Regions from separate parts of the Homo sapiens genome. Here all the other regions are linked to region 1. A link is a loop called in an ENCODE intact Hi-C map of the cell type or tissue named here. Cell type or tissue: HepG2. All regions are shown on one strand. Links, peaks and the distances in the headings refer to the core of each region. The heading gives the core; the rest is flanking DNA. Region 1 overlaps LOC107986772 (a long non-coding RNA gene). Region 2 overlaps LOC107986772 (a long non-coding RNA gene). Region 3 overlaps LOC107986772 (a long non-coding RNA gene). Region 4 holds the start of LOC105375170 (a long non-coding RNA gene).

Evidence for each region. Peaks named below come from ENCODE experiments on the same cell type or tissue, not always from the same donor. Only the 100,000 strongest peaks of a DNase experiment are listed, where the experiment ranks them.
Region 2: a loop joins it to region 1, with 4 times the contacts of the local background. A loop is called at or near these places in 3 of 110 quality-filtered maps.
Region 3: it touches region 1 in a loop (5-fold over the local background); 3 of 110 quality-filtered maps call a loop at or near these places.
Region 4: it touches region 1 in a loop (5-fold over the local background); 2 of 110 quality-filtered maps call a loop at or near these places.

The regions. Positions count from the first base shown.
Region 1 is chr7:17,203,262-17,209,194 of GRCh38, forward strand. LOC107986772 (a long non-coding RNA gene) reads left to right here. Exons shown (of 3, transcript XR_001745107.2): 2 at 1,442-1,504. All of the region lies in intron 6 of LOC101927609 (a long non-coding RNA gene), which reads right to left. Among named protein-coding and RNA genes, the nearest start is that of AHR, 92 kb to the right of the region's middle. In HepG2, for the core only: no CTCF peak of the experiment used is centred there; DNase peaks (open chromatin) are centred at 3,410 and 4,140.
Region 2 is chr7:17,127,155-17,133,087 of GRCh38, forward strand. The region is part of intron 1 of LOC107986772 (a long non-coding RNA gene); the gene reads left to right. Among named protein-coding and RNA genes, the nearest start is that of AHR, 170 kb to the right of the region's middle. In HepG2, for the core only: no CTCF peak of the experiment used is centred there; DNase peaks (open chromatin) are centred at 3,337 and 4,997; H3K4me3 peaks cover 697 bases.
Region 3 is chr7:17,140,442-17,146,374 of GRCh38, forward strand. All of the region lies in intron 1 of LOC107986772 (a long non-coding RNA gene), which reads left to right. It overlaps LOC101927609 (a long non-coding RNA gene), which reads right to left. Exons shown (of 12, transcript XR_007060234.1): 9 at 4,266-4,347. Among named protein-coding and RNA genes, the nearest start is that of AHR, 160 kb to the right of the region's middle. In HepG2, for the core only: no CTCF peak of the experiment used is centred there; a DNase peak (open chromatin) is centred at 2,920; H3K4me3 peaks cover 561 bases.
Region 4 is chr7:16,986,516-16,992,448 of GRCh38, forward strand. LOC105375170 (a long non-coding RNA gene) reads left to right here and starts at 3,703. Exons shown (of 3, transcript XR_927067.3): 1 at 3,703-3,912. It overlaps LOC124901595 (a long non-coding RNA gene), which reads right to left. Exons shown (of 4, transcript XR_007060239.1): 4 at 3,752-3,832. In HepG2, for the core only: no CTCF peak of the experiment used is centred there; DNase peaks (open chromatin) are centred at 3,636 and 4,626; H3K4me3 peaks cover 586 bases.

The DNA.
Region 1 (5,933 bases), core at 374-5,373:
TGGTGGTGTGCACCTGTAATCCCAGCTACTCGGGAGGTTGAGGCAGGAGAATCGCTTGAACCCAGGAGGCGGAGGTTGCAGTAAGCTGAGATTGCACCACTGCACTCCAGCCTAGGTGACAGAGTAAGACTCCATCTCAAAAAAAAAAAAAAAAAAAAAGAAAGAAACATGTTAAGACTTATACTTCCAAGTTCACCGAGGTATACCATGTTCATGCTGGTAAAGATGTGGAGAATGTACTAGAGAGTGAAGACTGGAGGCTGGGAAAGAGTTAGGAAGATGCCTTGAATAGTTCAGGGAAGAAATTTTAAGGCTTAGAAACAGGGAATTTTTGTCCCGGGATGAAGTTGAACAGGCGGATAGAGAACCCAGTGATTGATACATAGCAGGTAAGGTGAAGGGGAGGTTTCTAGCTTGGATGAATAGGCAAAGAGTGTGCTCCTAAACTGACCAGGTTAATTGGGATTAAAAGGAAATATATCACCCTGAAACCAAGGATGGCAGACAAGGAGGAGCCATGGATAAAACTTTACAGAATTAAGTTTCAGAAAAGATGATCGGGTTGGTCTGGCCAAGCTGCGTTGCCACCACGTCAGAGGGTGCAGCTGCCTATGGGGACTCCCATCTGGCAACCTTGACTTATACCCATTCTTCTTTTAAACTTCCCTGGCTCTTGGGAAATCAGTATGCATCACAGTTCCTGACAAATTAAGAGTCCAGAGAATACAGCAATTATATGATCTAATCATACTAATGTTTCAAGTTGTCATAAAGTTACTAAATTTGTATCTAATATCATTTAAGTAGTAACTAATATAAAAGTATTTCAGCATCAGAATTTAAAATGTGAATCTGTCATTATGCATAGAGTTTTCTATTCACAGCAGTTCTACTTATATCCATATACACGATGGGCTTTGCCACTTACACATATTGAAGCTAGGATGTCAATTGGATAGGGCTCACAATCTCAAACTCATGGAAAATTTGGTAAATTTATCTCTAATGCCTATTCTTGTAAATGACAGATTTTTCACTGAAAACAGGGAATCGAGACAAACATCCTATGTAGACTTCTTAAAGATCATGAAATGATTCTAAGTTGGTGCAAAAAAAAGTCTCAAGATGCCTGTCATGAATCTCTGCAGAACTCTGTCTGAATTCCATGTTACAAATGCTTCCCAATTATGGTAGTAAGATATGGAAGAAAATATGAAGAAGTAACAACTTTTTATAGCACACTAGTATATCATAAACACATATAGTATTCATTTTATTACTATATTATTCTTCCTTTAATACACATAATACTTAAAAAAATTTTTTAGCTTAGAAAGATTATAATTTTTTAAAAACTCAGTCAGTTCCATAAGCCTTTATTAATATTTTCTATGGAGATATGAGATTCAACTGATGTCATTTTTTCTTTTTCTTACTGCAGAGTGCCTTTTCAGGAATTAATTCTGCTGTTAGAGAAGTACCTATGTCTTCAGAGAATGTAAAGGTATGGAATATGTTCACTCTGCTTAAATCTTCCTTGGGAACTCATATTCTTTTTCTCTAGCAATGGTTGGAGCATGTGTTTTGGAGCACCCCTGGGAATAAAAAGAAACAAAACCTATTCTGCCATTGGCATTTGGCTTCCCCAATGTTTTCACTTGGTAGGTAGCTAGTAGAATGAGAAGCTGGGAAATTATAGCTACAGTCAGTCATTCCTTGGTATATGTGGGGGATTGGTTCTAGGGCACCTGGAGTATACCCAAATCTGTGTACACTCAAGCCCTGCAGCTGGCCCTTTGGAACCCACATATAAGAAAAGGCAGCCCTTGATATATGCAAGTTTTGCATCCCAAGAATACCAAATTTTTGATCCCCATTTAGTTGAAAATATGTGCGTATAAGTAGACCCTCGCAGTTCAAACCCATATTTTTCAAGGGTCAACTGTACTTTAATCTCCATGTTCATCAGCCAAATATACCATGCAATTGCAAAATTCCAAAATCAGTATTTCCTCCTGGGGAATTTCCTTAACATTTACTCTCATTCTTGTTGCCTAGATAAAACAAAACTATGAAGAATCTTAGAGAATCCTGTCTGGATAAAACACAATTAGATAATTTCAGATTGCATTTGAGTAATGATTAGACATTCTTTTCATTGCATAGTATTTTAATGTCTTTTATTGCTTCCATGGAAAATGTTATTTATATATGATTTTCCATATAGGCATATTCAGTGCTTTCTTAAATCAGCCATAAAAGTGAAACAGCCAGATAATTAAACACAAAGAACGATAGATGTTTGGATGGTTCTTAAATATCATATTTTAAATTTCATACATTTGTGATCAGTGTGATGATACTTTAAGGTCAATAAGAAACCATTTTCTGCTGGGTTTGGTGGTGCGTGCCTATAGTCTCAACCACTCAGTAGGCTGAAGTGGGAGGATTGCTCGAGACTATTTCTGGGCTGCAGTGATCTATGCCAATTGGGTGTCTGCATTAAGTTTTGCCTCTATATGATGACCTTCTGAGAGCTGGGTACTGGCCCAGTTTGGAGACGGAACTGGTCTAAACTCCTGTGCTGATTCATTGGTGCCATAGTGGCTGTGAATACTGAATTGCCACTGCCCCCCAGCCTGGGTAACATAGCAAGATGCCATCTCTGAAAATTATTTTTTTCTCAGAAAGAGAATACATTTCCCAGCCTTATCTGCTGCCTACCTCGTGCTGATCAGTAGTGCCATGGTCGCTGTGAAGAGTGAATTGCCACTGATCCGCAGACTGGGTAACATAGAAAGATGCCATCTCTGAAAATTATTTTTTTCTCAGAAAGAGAATATATTTCCCAGCCTTATCTGCTGTCTACTTCCTCAATTCTTCCCCCTCTCATGACAGCTGACAGCAAAGGCCCATGATTTAGGATCCTCTAAAATCCCACCTGGGAAATGACTTCTTGCTGACAGGAAATTTTCAGAGCTAAAATCATGTACAAAAAGCAATGGTTACTTTTTAGAATAATAGCTAAAATATAAAATACAGTAGAATCACTTTCATTGATTAATTTTTTGTTTGTTAGTTATTCACTCAACCTACAGCAATGACATAGCCAGAAACTCCCTGTTCTTAATGACGTAGTGGGTTCTCTGCCTGACAAAGGGCACCACTGTGCTTCAGGGCGCGGCTGCTGAATTCCTCTGGCTTTGGGTTCAAATTTCTGCTCTATTGTTTACTAGGTACATAACCTTGGGCAATTCACTTCACTTTTCTGTCTCCATTTTCTCTTTTGTAAACAGTGAATAATTCAGTAACTACTCAGGTTGCTGAAGCATTGAATGATATAGGCACATCAAGTGTTAGCATGGTGCCTCATATATGGTGGTTAATTATTACAAGTAAGATAATAACACTTGGTTACTGTACTTACTAGTGCTACTCTTTGACCACCTTGGGGGGAAAGAAAACCACTAAGATAATCCCCCTTATCATGAGCACTTCCTCTGTTGAAAAACTCAGTAGAATTCATCACAAAGAGGCCAGGATCAGATAAGAGGCCAGTCATAGTCTAGTCTTTGGCCACCTCTGAACTCCTCTGAACTCCCTTGAGCATGATATTTGCTGTACAGCCCTACACAGCAACCCTGGTAAACTGCGAATTTGTGGCAAAAAAAAAACCCAAAAAACAAAAAACATAGCATAACATTGTTGGCACAAATGTTTACATGTTGCCTTATCAAAATGTTGCCACCTGTAGGTCTTTAACGTTATTTTGAAAAATAACACTTTTAAATTTTTAGAGAAAATATCTGAAATGGCAGATTCAGCGTCATTCATGATCAATTTTAGTATTAGTGCATAGGGGAGCCCTGAGACTATTTTCCTCAATAGTTGAGTTTCCTCCATCATAGGTATGACTAAGGGAATAGAAAGATGAGAATTACTAGAAATTTAAAGGAGCGTTGTCAGTGAAAGTTATATAAATTGAATAAAAAATAGAGTGATATTAGTGATTCACCATTTAGATGGACTTTTTCTGCCAATTTAGGTCTTCCTTGCTATCCTGCCTCCACATTCCCTAATCCTAATACATGTTTGCTCATGCCTTTTGTGCTGTTGCCATAATAAGCAGCCCAACCCCAGCCCTTATCTGCAGGAAGGAAACTGGGGGTAGCAATAGCTGAACAAGAACCAAGTTGAACACAGCTATGAGCAACACAGATAAGCACAGGGACATGTCCCATATGCAGGATGGACTACATAATATGTGGGGCCCAGTGTAACATAAAAATGTGAGGCCCCTTATTAAAAAATGTTTTAGAACTTCGAGATGGTGACAGCCAATCATTAAATGAAGGATCAGGCTCTTTTAAGTATGGAACCCTGTGAAGATGCACAGGTTGGATGCCCATGCAGCTGGTCCTAGACATTTTTCCTTCCCTGTTACTGCTAGTCTTATCTGTACAGGAATGGCCTCTGGTGGTCCAGCCTTTTACCATGTCCATGGAAGTTTACCTTATTGTAAAACCAAGTAAGTATTCAGGTTTTAATGCCAGATACATGATCTAGCTAATGGTTTAGGATTAAATGATTCTTCTTTTCTAAAGCCTCAGAGACACACCTTTTAATCAACTGTCACCCCCGCATTGTCTGAAAACTAGACGTAGTGTATAACATATGAATGTATACAAAAGAAGAACCCTCAGGAGTTAATTCTCAGCATGCAATGGAAAATATAAATGGAAATACCATTGTAAGGCAAAAAAATTCAACAAGGGAACCATGAACTTCAGGTATATTATTTTAATTTGAATCAGTTATCTTAAAGACCCTATGAATATTTAAGCATTGTTTTTTTAAAGGCTACCGTACAGTGAGTTATACAAGTAAAACTGGAAAACTCTTGACATTCTTAATATTTGTGAGTTGCATGCCCCTCTGACAACCTGATGAAAGTCATAAAACTCATCCAGGTAAATATATGTTCCCATAAACACACACACACACACACACACACACACACACACGTGCTTCCCAAGCACCTTGAGATCTGTTCAGGAACTTGAGGCTAAACAAATCCTTGCTCTGAAACAAAGCTTCTGTTGCTGATCCTGAAGGACTCAAAGGGAGCTATTTTAAAACAGAAATAAAGATATAGATTTTATCTTATGGCTAAATGAAGTTAAATAAACAAGTTGGGGTCAGGTCATAAAGGATCATGCTAATGCTTTCTTTTCTTTTTTAGACGGAGTCTCACTCTGTCGCCCAGGCTGGAGTGCAGTGGCGCGATCTCGGCTCACTGCAAGCTCCGCCTCCTGGGTTCACGCCATTCTCCTGACTCAGCCTCCCGAGTAGCTGGGACTACAGGCGCCCGCCACCACGCCCGGCTAATTTTTTGTATTTTTAGTAGAGACGGGGTTTCACCGTGTTAGCCAGGATGGTCTCGATCTCCTGACCTCGTGATCTGCCCGTCTCGGCCTCCCAAATGCTGGGATTACAGGCGTGAGCCACCGCGACTGGCCAATGCTTTCTTAAAACATGTTTTGTGCAGAAGAATTTTAAATACAGACATCTCATTACACACCTAACTACGTCAGTATTCAGCTCTTAAAAATAAATGTATTTTCCTGCATAGCCAAAAGAATGATTTTTAATATCTAGCAAAATAAATAATTTCTTAATTTCATTTTAGACCCAGCCAAAATAAAATTTCTCCATTTTTTTCCTGTTTTGTCCAAAATCAAGATGCAATCTAGGATCATGCATTGCATCTAGCTATTATACCCCTTAAGCTGCATTTAGTCTAGAACAATCAAGATTGGTTTCACATAATTTATTGGAGAGAGCAGATCTCTGAATTTATCTGATGGCTTCTAAGTGTGTTTTAAATCTAACTCTCTCTTTTTTTTAATTAATTGGAAGTTCAATCTAACAGC
Region 2 (5,933 bases), core at 247-5,246, 76 kb before region 1:
GGAAAACATGTATGTTAGACCATACATTGTAGCAGAGGAAGAAAAGCAGTATGAGTGGGTGGAAGGTTAGCTGTAGTTCATGGTCAAATGTGGAAAGGTCAGTAGTTACAAGGAAATAAAAGAGTCAAAAGACCAGCGCAAAAGGAGCTGAAGCTTGGATTACATTGAGTTAAGCTGTTTGTGTCCCACTGATGCCCATTTGAACACTCATAGGCTTTATTCTTTCTATTTCAGTATTAGAGAATTATATGGTAGTAGCTTCTTATATGGTAGATCTTCCCTTAGGTTCGCTATAATTGCAGTTTTGGCATTAAGGCCAATATTGGCGGTGACACTGATGAATTTGGATTATCCTGAGATTATGAGATATGTATGGGTTTGGGCATATTTGCAGTATGGTAACGTCATCAAAGGATACAGTTTATGTTTCTTAGCAACCTAGAATCGATCAGCATCTTGATGCAATTTTATGTGGCTCTTTAATTGCTGATTTTGTAGTGTTCGAACCTTCTAATGATGTAACAGCTGAAAGAGGATGTGCAAAAAGGCATTGTAAAAAAAAACTTTTTGGCTGCTTTTTGTTGGGCACCAAGGAAACATTTTGGCTGTATCTTTCCATCTAAGTGAAAAGAACTAAAGAAATGTTCTTTCTTCTCCATGCAGTGTAACTAAATTGTCTGGGAAAAAATCAGCATTCACATGTCTTGGACAAGTGAGAAGAGTGCTGTTTACCATCTTGCATCATTAGATATGACACTTTTATCATGCTCTGAAAAGATATAAAATAGGTCATTGGAATAAGGACACAGTATGGAAAATAGATGAAATCAGATAATAAATTGCAAATCTGTTAAGCCACGCTCCATTTTTATCCTTCTCTTTTTTCTTTTTGTCTTCCCCTGTGGCGTGGAAGAGATACTTCCCTTCACGTCCTGCCTTTTGCTTCACCCTAGACAGATGCTCTCCCAGAATCCAAGATAATACATGTTTGTCCACATGGTAGACTGCACTAGCCTTCTCCAATGTAGGATAAATGTGCCCGTATGCTACAAGGAAACAGAATTATTGAATCTGCTCTTGGCAAACTAACACTTTTTTTTTTTTTTTTTTTTTGAGACAGAGTCTCACTCTGTCACTCGGGCTGGAATGTAGTGGTGCGATCTCCGCTTACTGCAAGCTCTGCCTCCCGGGTTCACGCCATTCTCCTGACTCAGACCCCTGAGTAGCTGGGACTACAGGCCACTGCCACCATGCCCGGCTAATTTTTTTGTATTTTTAGTAGAGATGGGGTTTCACCGTGTTAGCCAGGATGGTCTCGATCTCCTGACCTCGTGATCCACCTGCCTTGGCCTCCCAAAGTGCTGAGATTACAGGCGTGAGCCACCGTGCCTGGCCAAACTAATACTTTTTATTGTGTGCCATAGGTCCCATAATGCCATTTGATATTAACCATCTCCAGTAACATCAATAGTTGCAGGAAATCAGTAGAAAGGAAGGACTATTGAGAGAACAATTTGGCCATCTCTTTGCTTCCAGGTATATTTGTATCACACTGCAAAGCAAAAATAGGCTAAATGTTGAAATACCGATGTGGAAAACTATCTTTAAAATGCAAATAAAATTTGGAAGTTTTATTCCATCGTTTGGGCTATTTTCACTTGCTCTGTCCTTGAGGGCAGCACAGCAACATGGTCACCCTTCTTTGAATAAAGACCAAATTGTTTTAATGGATCTTCATCTCATAGAAGAGGTAAAATGGCAGAGATGCTTCTGTGGTTTGAGTATTTGTCCCCTCTAAAACTCATGTTGAAACTTAATCCCAGATGTGGCAGTATTGAGAGGTGAGGCCTTTAAGAGGTGATTGGGTCATGAGGGCTCTGACCTCGTGAATGGACTAATCCACTCATGCATTAATGGTTTAGGAGGTTAACGGATTAAACAGTTATTGTGGGAATGGGACTGGTGCCTTTATAAGAAGAGGAGAGAACTGATCTGGCACCTCAGCCCCCTCGCCGTGTGATGCCCTGCACTGCCTCAGGACTCTGCAGGGAATCCCCACCAGCAAGAAGACCCTCACCAGATGTGGCCCCTTGACCTTGGGATTTCTCAGCCTCCATAACTATAAAAATATTTTCTTGATAAGTTACCCAGTATCAGGTGTTCTGTTACAAGGAACAGAAAACGGGCTGAGAGACATGCCCAGTGAGGATGGTGGCTAGGAAGTGAATGACACAGTTGCTTTCTGCCTGCTGCTTTCTTGAACAGGGAGACACTTGTCTAAGTGATCTGCATTAGAGGAGTGCAGATCACAAACAAAGACGGATTTATGTGAGTAAAGAATTATATATACCCTAAAGCAATGTCATTATGGCAATTATATTTAAGGATTTTGGTAAAGTCTTCAGAGGAGTATAAACTATTAAAAAAAAGGAAACAGCTGTTAGAGGGGTTTATATCTTAAAATAACAAAGGTACTTGCATGTGTGAAGAATGCCAACATCTTAAAAACATCTTCAATATAATTGATATTGATGACTTTTGTTTTCACTTCCCAACCACCTCTAAATAGTTTCAGTACTTCTGAAACTTTATTTTATGTTTTTAAGTGTTTTTTTTTTTATAAGTCTTCCCAGTTTGGTCTACTATATTAAGCTCAATTGTGAAGTTATTAAGCTCTTGGAATGGGCCTAAACTACGAAAATTTGAACAACACCTAGAAGAAATTAATAGTCCCATAAACATTTTGCCTTAAAGTAAAAGATGGTTCCAAGATGTCCAACCTGGGAAGAAAGATGATAAAAGTGACTGAAATAGGATAAATAGAAAAAAAATTAATAGGAGAAAAAATAATTATTTTAGCTTGTGGATAAATATCTGTTATAGGACTTCTACCTGTGAATGTTTAATGGCAGTTGGAAGAATAGATTTGGACACGCAAGAGTTAGGAGTAGAGATGCCAGTTTAATAGGCATCTACATTCTCTTGAAGGTTCGTAATAGGTAAGTTTACTGTGATCTTTCTCTCTCATTCCCTAGCCTCTACTCAGCTTTGCTGAATCAATTTCTTCTCCCGAAATTTTGATATTTTTTCTTTCTAATATGCTACATTATACTTTTGCATGCAGCATGAGGGGTTAGGGTCAGGGAGAGAGAAAATGAAGAGATTTCTGTTTATTTCTGTTACTCAGCTAAGTATCAGAAACACCACAGGGGGTTAAAAAGGATGTCTACGGAGGTGCTTGCCTGAGAAGTCACCAGAGGAATTGTGTGCAAACACAGAAACCCTTTGGTAACATGAGCTGTGTTTCCTTGTTAAATTGACCCTGCTGTCTGACACCCTCTGTTGCTACTGTTACATCACAGCTAGGTCAACATCCAGATTCCTTTACCAACTATGTGAGAATCTACTAAAAGCATTCTCTAATAATACAGTCAGCCCTGGGAAAGACATCTGAGCTTTAATTAAGCAATGTATGTGGGGGAAAATTTCTGGTATCTTGTTTAATAGACAGGTGTAACATATTCCTCTCTCCAAATATGCTTTTAGATGACATGGGGTAGGTTTAGAGAGATTTATAACAAAATGAAACTGATGTGGCAGTAGAATTTGTTAGCCCATTCTTTTATGTTTCTCAGCAGAGATCTTTACGTGGTAAAATGTCAGATTAGGGCTCAGCGTAATGATTTTTGGAACATGATAATGTTATTTCAGAACACTTCATTTAGAAAAATATCTTTGTTCGAATACTTCCTGATATTAATTTAATTTGCTTTGGTGCTCGTGGGTTATAGGAAGTGTAGCTGCACACTTCTTTGCACTTGCCTCACAAAACTTCCAACAGAAACCAACCAACACACATCTCATTAATCTTCTTAACACTAAGCAGAAAAGACCAAATTGAAAATACGGCGATCTTTCCATGAATGCACATCAGGACTGGTTTGTTTATCTCTGAGCAGGCATGTGTGATGAAAACAGTATGTCATTATGTAGCTTCCTAAGTGGAGAGCTGGAACTTTGTGAAGAACAAGGAGCCTGCCGTGAGGTTGGAAGTTTTTACTTCTTTGCGCTATCATTTCTATTGCTTTGACTGTGGTATCTTCCAAGTGTCAGGAGTTACTTCTTCCCTAAAAGAACTCTGGTTGGGCTGGGAATATCGGCTCATGCCCAGCACCTTGGAAGGCTGAGGTGAGAGACTCAGTTGAGGCCAGGAGTTCAAGACCAGCCTGGGCAACATAGTGAGACACCATCTCTATAAAACAAAACAAAACAAAAACAAAAACAAAGATCCCTCAGGCAGTTTGTTGAGAATAAAGCATGTCTTAAGCCACATGCCTTTATTTTTTTACCCTTGCTCTGTCTCGTTAAACTGTTCTCTCAAAAAAATTCATCATCTGAAGTTTAATATTTTTTATGCTTCATTCCACAACTTCTTAGTGAGTTTCTAAAATTAATACAAACAACAAAAACCTATGTCACGAATGGAACACAAGCAAATAAGGCTCAGACATTTAAAAGCCGATGGCAATGTACATCAGGATAAGATTATGTTAAAATAAGGATTGTAGACTCTGTGTGATAGTCTTCGTGCTTGATTTTGTGCTGATTGTAGGATATAAGTATAAAGATAATAATCCAAATTAAAGTGCCCATCTACTGTAACACAAGCTATTATCTCTATATGATATCCAACACACGACAGATATTTGATAACTTATGACAATAAATATCCTAAGTTCTTACAGCCATATGAAGCACCTAGAATTACCAACTATGAAGCTGTTAGCCATTTACACTTGTATATTAAGTTAAATATTTATTAGGATTAGAAGTCAAATAGAGGGCTAGTAGAATATTGGAAAGTGTGTTTTCCCTTTGAGTGTAAAGCTCCATTTGGGATGGAGTGTTGAGTGGTAAAGTCTTTTCAGCATGCTTTCTGAAAGTTTTCTCTTTACTCTCATTTTCACCTGGGTAAAAAGAATGTAGGAATGATTAACAGGGTGGTTAATGTGTAGCAGCTGAGACAAGGTTCTACAGATATAGTGTGTAGTCTGGTAGGAAGAACCATGTCCCCCTCCACCCACTTTGTTCACCTCCCAATCCATGGAAACTATGAATATATTACTTTAGATGGCAAAAGGGACTTTGCAGAGGTGATTAAATTAAGAACCTTGAAGTGAGAGGATTAGACTAGAATATCCAGGTGGGACCAATCTAGTCACCCCAGTCTTTAAAAGCAGAGAAACTTTGCCAGCTATGGCCAATGAGTGCTATGTCGATGGGAAAGTCAGTAGGATGCGACTTGAGCGTGGAAAGGGGCCACGGGCCGAGGAATGCGGGCAGCCTGCAGAAGCTGAAAGCTGGAAAATGCAAGGAATGGAGTATTGGTGAGTTGAAATTGGCTTAATAATTCCCTAATACTAATGTGCACAACAAACTCATGGACTGCTTGTTTAAGATGCATATTTCCAGGCCCCATCCCAGGCATTCTGATTCATTCAATCTAGTGTGAGGCATTAAAATCTGTAATTTAACTCCATTTCAACAAGTGATCAAGATAGGCTTTGAAGTCCATTTTTGTTTGATCTTATTAAAAGTAAGTTGCCATATTTAACATTTAACAGTCTTATTTTCTATTTTTGTATTTCAGAATCAGGGAAAAGTCCTCTCTCCCTCTCACACGCACATGCTCACAGGCACACATGCACTCACACACACACATACACGTTCTCTCACACACACACACAATTACTCTTGACTGCTTTCTGTTAGTTGGCATGATGTCATCTCTCTAGAGAGTCATAAATTTTGGACCTCAATGTTTGAAAACTGAATCGGGAATACATGATTAGAAAGATCAACAATGTCTTCTCCCAGGACATTCCCATATGTATTTGTTTAATCTGTGTTTTCTATGCTGGACTGTAAGCCCA
Region 3 (5,933 bases), core at 663-5,662, 63 kb before region 1:
ATGATTTAAAGTAGATGCTGTTTATTTTATTTGACTTTCACTAGGATTATAAAGATGACAGTGCTCTACTACAGAAGAGATTTTCTTATTCTAACAGACAAATGCATTTCTAGCCATTATATCACGGCATACATTTTCACAATGTAAATAGCTATTTAATGGAAATGATGAGGCCACTAATGTAGACAAAGTAGCTATTGTCTGAGAGCCCCTGAGTCATCTTGTGTCACAGAAAATATAGTTATTAGTTTTAATCATAACCCTATGGCATTTTAGAAACCTTAGTATCTAACTTCAATATATAGAGATATATAATTAGGAAAATACTTAGACTTAAATTCCACATTGACTGGCATTATAAACTTTGCTTTCTAGTAATAATTAGATGGCTGATCAGAAACTATGTATTACATGGCCTTCCTTATGAAATGAGGCAGCTTTTAAAATTATGTATCATAGGCCAGCTGCAGTGGCTTATGCCTGTAATCCCAGCACTTTGGGAGGACGAGGCTGGTGGATCACCTGAGGTCAGGAGTTTGAGACCAGCCTCGCCAATAGGATGACACCCTGTCTCTACTAAAAATACAAAAATTAGCTGCGTGTGGTGGCATGCAGCTGTAGTCCCAGCTACTCTGGAGGCTGAAGCAGGAGAATTGCTTGAACCTGGGAGGCAGAGGTTGCAGTGAGCCGAAATTGTGCCATTGCACTCCAGCCTAGGTGACAGAGTGAGACTCCATCTCAAAAAAAAAAAAAAAAATGCATCATATACTATTTTAACAATGGTCAATTATCACAGTCAATTCCATTTAAAAGTAATTTTTGATGCAAAAATATGTCATATCGAACTATTTTCCTAATGGGTTACAATATTGACATTATATTCTTAGGCTCTTGCAAATTATAATTAAAGGTATATTCTATCTGGAAAATGAATGTGTCAGTGATTTCTTTCTTTTTTTTTTTTAGATAACTGTGTTTGCCATATGTTTATCATCTAGGCATATGCTGAACTGTTGTGTATGTTCAATAAATAATAAGAATATGAATGTATTTTAGATTTGCTTAGAAATATAATCAACATAGGCTGGGTGCAGTGGCTCACACCTGTGATCCTAGCACTTTGGGAGGCTGAGGCAGGCAGATCACCTGAGGACAGGAGTTCGAGACCAGCCTGGCCAACACGGTGACACCACGTCTCTACTAAAAATACAAAAATTAGCCAGGTGTGGTGGCATGCATCTTAGTCCCAGCTACTCAGGAGGCTGAGGCAGGAGAACTGCTTGAACCTGGGAGGTGGAGGTTACATTGAGCCGAGATTGTGCCATTGCACTCCAGCCTGGGCGAGAGAATGACAGTCTGTCTCAAAAAAATTATGCATCATATACCATTTTAACAGTGGTCAATTACCACAGTCAATTCCATTTAAAAGAAATTTCTGATGCAAACATATTTCATAAAATTAACCATATGGCATTTTAGAAACCTTAGTATCAATTTTTTTACTGCCTGATGGGTTACAATATTGACATTATATTCTTAGGTTCTTGCAAATTATAATTAAAGGTATATTCTATCTGGAAAATGAATGTGTTAGTGATTTCTTTCTTTCTTTCTTTCTTTCTTTCTTTCTTTCTTTTAGAACCATGTTTGCCATATGTTTATCATCTAGGCATATGTTGAACTATTGTGTATGTTTAATAAATACTTAATAAGAATATGAATGTATTTATTAGATTTGTTTAGAACTGTACTCAGAATAGGCTGGGTACAGTGGCTCATGCCTGTGATCCTAGCACTTTGGGAGGCCGAAGCAGGCAGATCACCTGAGGTCAGGAGTTTGAGGCCAGCCTGGCCAACATGGTAAAACCCCCACCTCTAGTGAAAATACAAAAATTAGCCTGGCTTCATGGTGGGCACCTGTAATCCCAGATACTAGGGAGGCTGGGGCAGGAGAATTGCTTGAATCCAGGAGGTGAAGGTTGCAGTGAGCTGAGATCGCGCCACTGCATTCCAGCCTGGGTGACAGAGTGAGACTCTGTCTCAAAAAAAAAAAAAAAAAAAAAAAAAAAGGAAATGTTTTCAGAATACACTGGAATTTTGGAAGACAGACAAAATGAATATAAGCATAAAATTAGATTAAATACTGGCAGCTAACTGCAGGCCCCAGTCCTGTAACTAAAGCTAAGAAGACCCCTCCTTGCCCCAACAAAAAAGAAGTGTGTTTTCACTTTCACTTTCACATTCTTCACAATGTTCAATATAAACACTGAAGTTATATTGAGTAGCAACTTTTATTTGACATTTAATTTTTTGTTTTATCATGAATTTTCTAATTTCAGTTGAGTTTTTTGCTATTTATTGGCTTAGAAGTGTTTTGGCTTTCATATGCTAGACAATACTTTGAGTAAATACAGTGAAGGACTGTGAGAAAGTTAAATTTGTGGCACTTTTCATCTAAAACAAGAAAAAATGGAAATTCCCAAAGAAAGATGAGTAACTCTTTAAGCCATTTCTGCTGAATGGATGTTTCATACTAATGTTATGGGGAAGTATTAAAATACTGTAAAAGGAACTAATCCAAGTATTAGTGTCTTAGAAGAAAAGCCACTGGGTGCTTAAAACATGGGTGGAGATTTCTTAGTGTGTATTGATTGTTTATGAAATGTCAAAATACTACTAAAGTGTATGAGAAGAAAATAAAAGCTACTAGCATTTGAGGACACATTTACATGACAGATCTTACGAGCGTATTTCCTGGAAATGTTTCACTGATTGATTTCATCACTCATTTATTTATTGCAACACTTATTCAATACTTTACATAAGTTAAATTGAGGAGATTCAAAGAGGAGCTTTGTTCTTTGGCCTAATGGAACCAATACAGTGCTTCCTTGTGCCCCAGTGCTTCAGAGTTATTAGTGAACATAGTTCCTTCCATTTGTACTTTAGCCCCTCTCTTAATTTTCAGAAATGAATCCAGGCAGTAAACAAGGCTGACTAACAGATAGCAGGATGCACTCACAATTGAGATACTGTTATTGAGCCAATTTCCCTGTCTGACACACCCTTCTCTTAGAAGGATGTCTTTCTGTGGCTCCTACATGAAACAAGTAAAATGATTCCCAACAGGCTCTTCTACCAGGGTACAAATCACACCCAAACATGATGGCATTGGGCAAAGCTTAGGCTCCAACAGAGATTTTCTATTAAAGTTAGATTGAGTTCAGGTTGGGAAGCATATCCTCTGTCAAGCCAAGGAGTGGCTTGGATTTTATCTCGTAGGAAATAGGAATAGGTTCTTTGGAAAAACTGAAGGATGAATAGGACTTGGGTGGATAATTGAATGGGTTCTTGGGTGAATGAACTGATTGAAACGTGATTATGGAAAAATGTAGCATTAAATATGTGCTTTTCCTGAGAAATTTTAAATTGGTTTAAAATTAGCTAAGCAATGACCTTGGAATAATGGAGCTTAGTTCAAAGCTACAATTCACAATTGTTGTCAACTCTTCACTTTAAAAAGTGAATATTGTTCAGATGTGCAAAAGGGTTACACAAGAGTCCCAAAGAAGTCACAGGCCAGAAGTGTAGCTGATGGGTGATAGGAAAACCAGGTCTGTAGAAAAATCTCCCTGTTCATTACCATCCTCCTGAGTTTCTCCTTCCAACATCCTTATGTTCTACTTGCGTATTCTTATCATTTTGCAACCTCTTTACTTCTGGGCAAATAGGAAAACAGGCAGCTTTATCTTTGGAGTTGACTCTGAGGAAAATTCTTCTGGTGTCAAAGGAATGATTTGGATTAAAAATCTGAGGCTGAAACAATTTTAATGTTTATTTAAAATGAACTTTTCCACTAAACCTGTCTCATCAGATAACAACACTAAATATCATAGCTTACACACACAAATTTTATTTGGCCACAGGAAGAAAATAGGGAATAGAATTCAGTAATCAGAATATACCACACTGATGATACTATCTTATTACCATCAGTAATAAAATCAAAATATTACTCATTCTTCTTCCTCAGAATTCACTCACAGGGTTTGCATAGATCCTATGAGTCATGGTAGCATCTTCAGCCCTGGGAAACTGCCCTCTCTTTTTTGGCTCCACCTCCACCACCCCAAAAACCACACGGAGAGATGGAGAAGGGCTTGATTAAGAAGCTGCGAAGTTGCCTTAACATTGTTGTTTTCAAACTCACACTGCAGACACAATGCTTTGCGAACTTAAGATAATCATATTTCAGATAGAGATACCAGAGGCCGTTTCTCCAGCAGGTTCCTGCAGTGGTTTTTATGTCTTGAAATTCCAATTCAAGATTGGTTTGAGCCCTGGAAACTGAGATATTAGAACAATCAGATTATCTCATCAAAACAGATTGAGCATACTTTTATAACTCACACTGATCTTGGCTACAAAAGGATTTTGGTAGATGATTAAACTTTAGAAAGTGAAAGTAATATTTAGTTTGATCTTTATATGAGGCAATAATTCTATCAATTATAAGGATATTTCTTCTGAAATTTTCACTTTATCTTTAGTACCTATTTTTCCCCAGTATTTTTACCCATATTTCCCTAAAATTGAGATACCTGGGCTAAAACTGTTTTTTTTCCTTTATATGTTTCTATGCTTCGCTGTCAAATTAGGTTCAACTGATAAGAAAAAGCAAGTATAAGAGCGAGCTTTTGTTTCCTTAGCTGTACTCCTTGAACCCACTTCTCCATCACCTTCCCACCACCCACCCCATTGACAAAGATATTTCAGAAAAACTTTGAAGACTGTAGATCTGATATGAAGTAGTCCACCATTTAAAGCATTCTCCAGGGTGCAATATCGCCCCTAACAATGGGTCAGTCTTTAGGGGTGGGGGGAGCATCGGTTCTCAGCAGGCAAAATCTTAGCTATTAAATTGGCTGTGGCCCTCCAGAAAATTTATGTACTACATATCTGTACATATACAAATATGTGATGTATCTAGGGTAATAAAATTTCATAGGAGCTTTGGATAAGGGAGAAATAGCCTAAAAAGATGCTGTAAGGAAGCAGTAGTAAAACTTAAAAAGGTTAACAAACACTGCTTTAAAGACTATAGCCTCCTATTCTCTTCTAAAAGAATTGCATAGAAACAGTCCCTTTCCTAGTGCCCGCTCATGAGCTCCTTTATTTTGTCCTTCTCTGTTTTCCTAATACTGTGTTTCTATATGGTTTGAATATCATGTATTCAGATTTGACAATTTTCTTCTGCCTGCAAGCATTTTTAGTAGTACTTCTGTCTTTGCTAAACTAATTTGTAATTAGGAAAGAACCCATCTAGAGTGTATGCTTGTTAAACATCCTGTTGATTCATCTTTTTGATAACTGAATCTTTCTTTATCATTACTATTATATCACTTTGCCTTAAAACTGTTAATTTCCACAGCATCTCTGGCTAGGAAATCAGGGTTGCCTTGAGTTATTTCACGGGTGACAATTTCCTTTTTTGTTCAAATCTCTTTTTGTGGCATATATGCCATTTCTCATTTATTTAAAATATGATTTGACAACATATTTTCATCCTTATTTTATATGTACAGTTGACATTTTGCACAATGCAGGAGTTGGGGAAATCAACCCCCCTCTGTGTCTAACTTTTGACTCCCCAGAAACTTAACTACTAATAGCCTACCCTTGACTGAAAGCCCTGACAATAACATACACACATAAACAGTCGATTAGCACATATTTTGTATGTTACATGTGTGATATACTATACTCTTAAAATAAGCTAGAGAGAAGAAAGTGTTATTAAGAATCATACAGAAGGGGAGGTAGGTGCACTCAGTGTCACTTTTATTTTAAAAATCTGCACATAAGTGGGCCCGAGTAGCTCAAATGTCTGTTGTTCAAGGGTCAAGTATAAATATATACACATATGTATATGT
Region 4 (5,933 bases), core at 600-5,599, 220 kb before region 1:
GGAAATCCTAAGTGAATTCACAACTTTTTGTTTGTTTTTTGTTTTCCAAATAAGACTATGAAATCCTCCAATTAAAAAAAAATTTCTGTTCAGCAAAAGGTTTATGAGACCAACCTCAGAAACCAAGCTTCCAAATCTGATGGCAACATTACTAAGTTTATTAAATTCATGGTTTCATTAATAGTGAATTGAGCTGTAAGCAAATGTCATGGGTGGAAAGATCAACAGCATGGTCTCTGTTATATTATATATATATATTATTATATATATATATAGTATATAGTATATATATATTTTATATATATATATAGTGTATATATATATATATAGTGCCTTAATTATATTATGTGGATAATTGCATAAGAACCATGTAATAATACTACTGAACAATGGGTACATTGTCCTTTCAAAATGAGGAAGTACACAGTTTACAATGTTGCCATCACAAGTTGAACTTATGGGGACATTAGGTCCTATGACTTTATCCAGAGAGTTGGATTCATCTCCTGCTAAATGGAAAAAAACTTCAAACTTTATTCCACATCTGTGCTATTCTCACCATATCCTCCTTTGCACGGGTATAACAGGAATCAGAGCTGAAATTTGGACAAAGTCAAAATCTCTATTCAATCTTTAAATACTTAACGAATATTGATTGAAGAACCAGATGATTCTCAAAGATAGTTCTCCCCAAGGATGAGAAATAAATGATCTCAACCTTGTAAATTTTAAGTTTTGTTAGGTGGGATTAGAACAGCCCTTAGCCTAGAGCTAATTTGTCTGCCTCTTGAGGTGATATCCTTCTGAATGCTCAATTTGATGTCCTGTGACTTATGAAGTTTCTCCACTTGGGCTGGTGGGAACCCAGTCTATACCTGTCCCCGTGTGATCTTCAAATATTGATCCCGGAGGGGCTTCTTTTGCTAGACTTGCATAGTTTCTCCTCAGTTGTGTGCTGATCAGAATTCAGCTGAAGGCTCAAAAGGGACCCTCTGCACACCCTTGTGTGTGGCTTTCTTTTGGGAATCTGCCTATGAACTCTAGCTGTCTTGGCCTCCCAGCTCTGTTTCCTCAGCTCTGGGACTCTACCAGTCTCCTCCTGGGTTTCTATTCCCCGAACTGTGGCCCAGAAACTCTCTCCAGGTAGAAAGCGGGGTCAATGACAGGGACTTCACTTCTTTTTTTTTTGTTTCCTGTCTCTTGGGTCACTGTCCTATGCTGCCTGATGTCCAATGTCTGGAAATCACAGTTTCATATATTACGTCCATATTTTTAGTTGTTTCATGGGAGGGGATAAATTTAGTCCCTCTTGCTCTGTCTTGTCTGGAAATAACCATGTCAATTTTAAATTAGAAAACATTCTTTATTGCTGTCTCTCTTAAAAATTGCCTATGACTCCAAACAAATATTATCTTTTACACTGGTGAGTTGGTTTACCATCTTCTGCTTTAGGGTAAGACGTTGTCAAGAGAGAGTGTCAAGTGTCAGAGAGAGTTGACAGGACTCCTTAATGGTACTACAGATGTCTCTAAAAAATTAGTTAGTTACAGGTTGATCACTATGATAAATAGCTCCAGTGTTGAGTTTCACTTCTATTTAAATAAAATAAAATTTAACTTTGAAGATTAAACTTATGGACTTCATTTTATAAGGTCTCTTCTCTCTCTCCTCTCTTTTAGAATAGCTGCATCTCTAGAGCACATAATGATTGCATATTCTCAGAGGTTACTTTTAGGATATGTAATCATTAGCAGATCTGTGAGTGTAAATGCAGGTCACTTTATTCTAGGCTTGTGTTTTGCCTTATCCAGTTTATTTTTATTTTTATGTTTTGCCTTATCCAGTTTTAATAACAGGTCCTGGATCATATACTACATATTTAGAAGAAATTAGAGTAGTATCTATACAGAGAGATGATGAGACAATCAAATTGAATAGGCTTTATGCTTTCTTTAACTTTCCTTTTGATTCCATTGAAAGCTCTTTTAAGATGTGTTAAACTTAAAACTTATTTGTGGCAAGTGAATATGGTATGTGTGTCCGTGTATGTACAATGTGTTGAAAATGAAAACATGACTGGCACAGATGACATGAGTGGGAACACTGCAAATTTGGTGAAGTCCTAAGAATTTTAGAAGAAAAAGACTTCTCACAAACAAGGCATACAACTATACAAAGTAAGGATGTGTGTTAGTTTCTAGAAAAGTTATAAGAAAATGGGAGAAATGTCATATTATTGCTACATCTTTCACATAAAGAGACTTTCAATGACCTTTTTTTAAAATTGATTTTTTATTGTATAAACTTAAGGCATACAACTTTAAGCCTTTTAAGCAAAGCTTAAACACACTGTCATTTTGGGAAACAGAAAATACAAATATGAAGAAACAGTAGGTAAAAAAATACTTTGGGATGATGTTAGGAGTCAGGGGACCAGATACAGTGGCTCAATATCTTAAAAAGTCACTTACCTTGTGGTAATCCTGCTATAATCTCACTAGAAATTTGGCAAAGTATCTCTTCATAAGCATTTGTTTTTAATTTAATAGGTCTCCAAACTACTCAGGATAATCAGATCATATTTTGGTTAACCTCGATGTTAACCATGATAAAGCCATTTGGTGCTCATTTTTTATCTAAAAGATGGAATGATTTTTTTTGACTGCCTCTCCTCTTTACAAGTCAATACATTATTTCTTTCTTCTTACAGTTAATCTGAAATTTATTCTGTTTTATAAACCTATGCCAAATAACCCCACTAATAGTAATGTGTTAATTTTTTTCTAATTATTACAGTATTTATAGCTAATGTTATCCAATTATATATATTGGACTGGATACTGCCTTGCTTATGTATGATACTTAAGTTTTGTCAAGTCATTTACAAGGTTCTTGAATACAGAGTCCCTATAGTTTTCTTCTATATATTTTTCTTCTTTCTATTAGCCCACTACTAAGTTGAGAGTAGATGCTTGATAATTTGTTGTCTTGAAATCAATTCTAAGAATTTAAAACTAGATATAAACCCCTTCCCCCTCCACTATTACCAGCTTAATCCCATCAACAGTTCAGAAAAATAAGACAGGAAATAATTGCTTGTGAAGGGCCACACAAGAAGTTAGGTATAAAACTACAATTGGACCTCAGACTTTCAAACCCATAATTCTGAACTCAAAACAAAAGGCCACACAGCCTCCATCTATATAATTAGATTTAGAAAGCACTCAGGAAAGCAAAGCTGCTCTTGTCCTGAAGGAAAGTTTGTGACTGTGTATTCTTTGCAGAAAGTAAGGACTATGGATCTCATTAAAATGTCCCCAACCTCAGGATACTATCAGTATAAACATTCTTGAAGGGGAACATATATTCTGGGTCTGGGAGACAAATCCCATCTGGTCTACCTTGGATGGAAGGCTCCCCTACTCTGTAGTGGTTGGTTGTTTTGTTGTGTGTGGACAGCTGAGAGTCATTTCCTCATCTTTATTCCAAACGAAGCTGGACACTCCCTTTTCATTTTTGAAAAGTAATCTGTGTGAGAAGGCAGCCAGCATGTTTACCCACTGGGCTTGGAGCCAGACTTCTTTCCCTGGTTCTTCCTCTCTCTGTTTCTCAATCTCCCCTGCTCTAAGATGGCCAGATATGAAAAGCTGCCAATCGGGATGCCAGAACATCAAAGAGATCGCTCATGAGAGCACACAAAGTCCCATTTGTTCAGCACTTGGACGGAGATGCCAGCAGCTTCCAGGCAGAGGGAGAATCGAAGGTTTGTCTTCACTTGACTTCTCGCTCACACCATCTGGCTGATGGAGAATCCTTTCATTTCTTCCCGTGGCTGGACCAAAGGGAGAATGACTGTGAATAGAAGTGCCTTTTCAACCTTCACTTGTATCCATTTTTAAAAGGACAAATAAGGTCATCTCTGCTTCTGAAATTAATTGTTAAGATTTCTTTAAAAAATTCTTTTTGCTATTAATAACCTTGATATATTGGATTCTAGATTTAAGGGATAAACATGGTATTGGTATCTGGTAATATGGAGTGGTCTGATTTTTATGTGTCATAAAAGTATTTTATCAGTGTCCCTCCCAACCATAAATTCTCTTTCAGGTATTTCACATGAAGCGTAGAATTCTAGTTAGAATCCTTGAGATTCTACTCTTACTGCTCCTTCTTTGGCAAAAGCTTACTTTCAGTATTGAACAGTGCTGGGAGTATAGTGTTAAGTGGTTGGCAGTTATTTTATACTGGGTGAATATGTTTTAGATTTGTTTCAAATTACAGATTTTGAGGACAGATATGGTGGGGTTGGAAAACGTAAGGATATTTGTAGGTGAGAAGGAAATCCATCTAAAGACATAAAAAGTACTGGATTGGAAGACTCCTAAGCAGGGCCAGGATTAAGTGAGGCTGTCAGCCTGTGTGTGTGTGTGTGTGTGTGTGTGTGTGTGTGTGTGTGTCTGATAGTAGTGGTAAAAGCACTTAACCTGAGATCTACCCTCTTAATTTTTAAGTGTATGATACAATATTGTTAATCATAGGCACAACGTTGGACGGCATATCTCTAGAAGTTTTCATCTTGCGTAACTGAAACTTTGTATCTGTTGAACAACAACTCTTCTTTCCCCTAATCCTCAGCCCCTGACAGCCACCATTCTACTCTCAGCCTCTATGAGTTTGGCTGTTTCAGATACCTCATATAAATGGAATCATGCAGTATTTGTCCTTCTGTGGCTGCTTTATTTCTCCTGGCATAATGTCGTAGGGCATAGTATTTAAGGAGGCATTTGTTCTCAGCCTCATGTAAGTGCAGGCTGAGCATCTGAGTTTGAGTGCCTGGATACATTTTGCACCTTGAGAGACAGTTTTGCCTCATCCTAGTATCAGGACCTGCTTCTAAGACAAATAGCCACTTTCCACAACTTTCACCAAAACTATTTTCTGGTTCCACAGAAGCAACTATGGGTGGGGCAATGTATGCTGGATGAGGGTGAGAAGAAATTTCATAAGTTATGTGATTTTAGGTGACTCGGACTACTTCCCTGAGCATAATTTTCACCCTGGAAACAGAACTAATATTTATTATCTATTTTATCCAACGAGAACTGGGATGGGTCTGAGATTTCGCCCTAATAATTGGTGCTAAGCTAAGAAATTAGCCTCTCACAGTTCTATGGATGCTGAAGGAAGACACGCAACTCCTGGGTCAGAAACACGAGGCTGTGTTACTCATAGCAGCCACAGTTGCTAAGTAGCAGCATTTATAGTGTTCCCTTGAACTCCAGTTCCCACAGGGCGACATGAAGAGGGCCAGATACAAGCAGTGAATTGCATTACATGAGATGAACCCAAAATCTAGGAACCAAAGTGTTTTATAATGGGCAAATCAGAAGGCCTGGCCTTGCTCTGCAGAGGGATATTATTTTTTGTAGACTGAACAGTAAGCATGCTTATTCCTTGCTCTGGGGGGATTCCTAGCATATTTGCCCCCAGAAATTTCTTTCTTTCCTTTCTTCTCTCCTCTCCTCTCCTCTCCTTTCCTTTCTTTCCATTTTTGAGACGGAGTTTCACTCTTGTTGCCCAGGATGGAGTGCAGTGGCGCAATTTTGGCTCACTGCAACCTCCGCCTCCTGGGTTCAAGCACTTCTCCTGCCTCACCCTCCCAGGTAGCTGGGATTATAGGCGCCCGCCACCACGCCTGGCTAATTTTTTTGTATTTTTAGTAGAGATGGGGTTTCACTATGTTGGCCAGGCTGGTCTTGGACTCCTGACCTCAGGTGATCCACCTGCCTCGGCCTCCCAAAGTGCTGGGATTACAGGCATGAGCCACTGCGCTCGGCCGAAAATTCTTTTATATGAGAGAAAAACAAACCCTATCTTGTTTAGACTCTGTTACGTTGGGATGTTTTATTTGTACACAAACTGAATCCTAACAA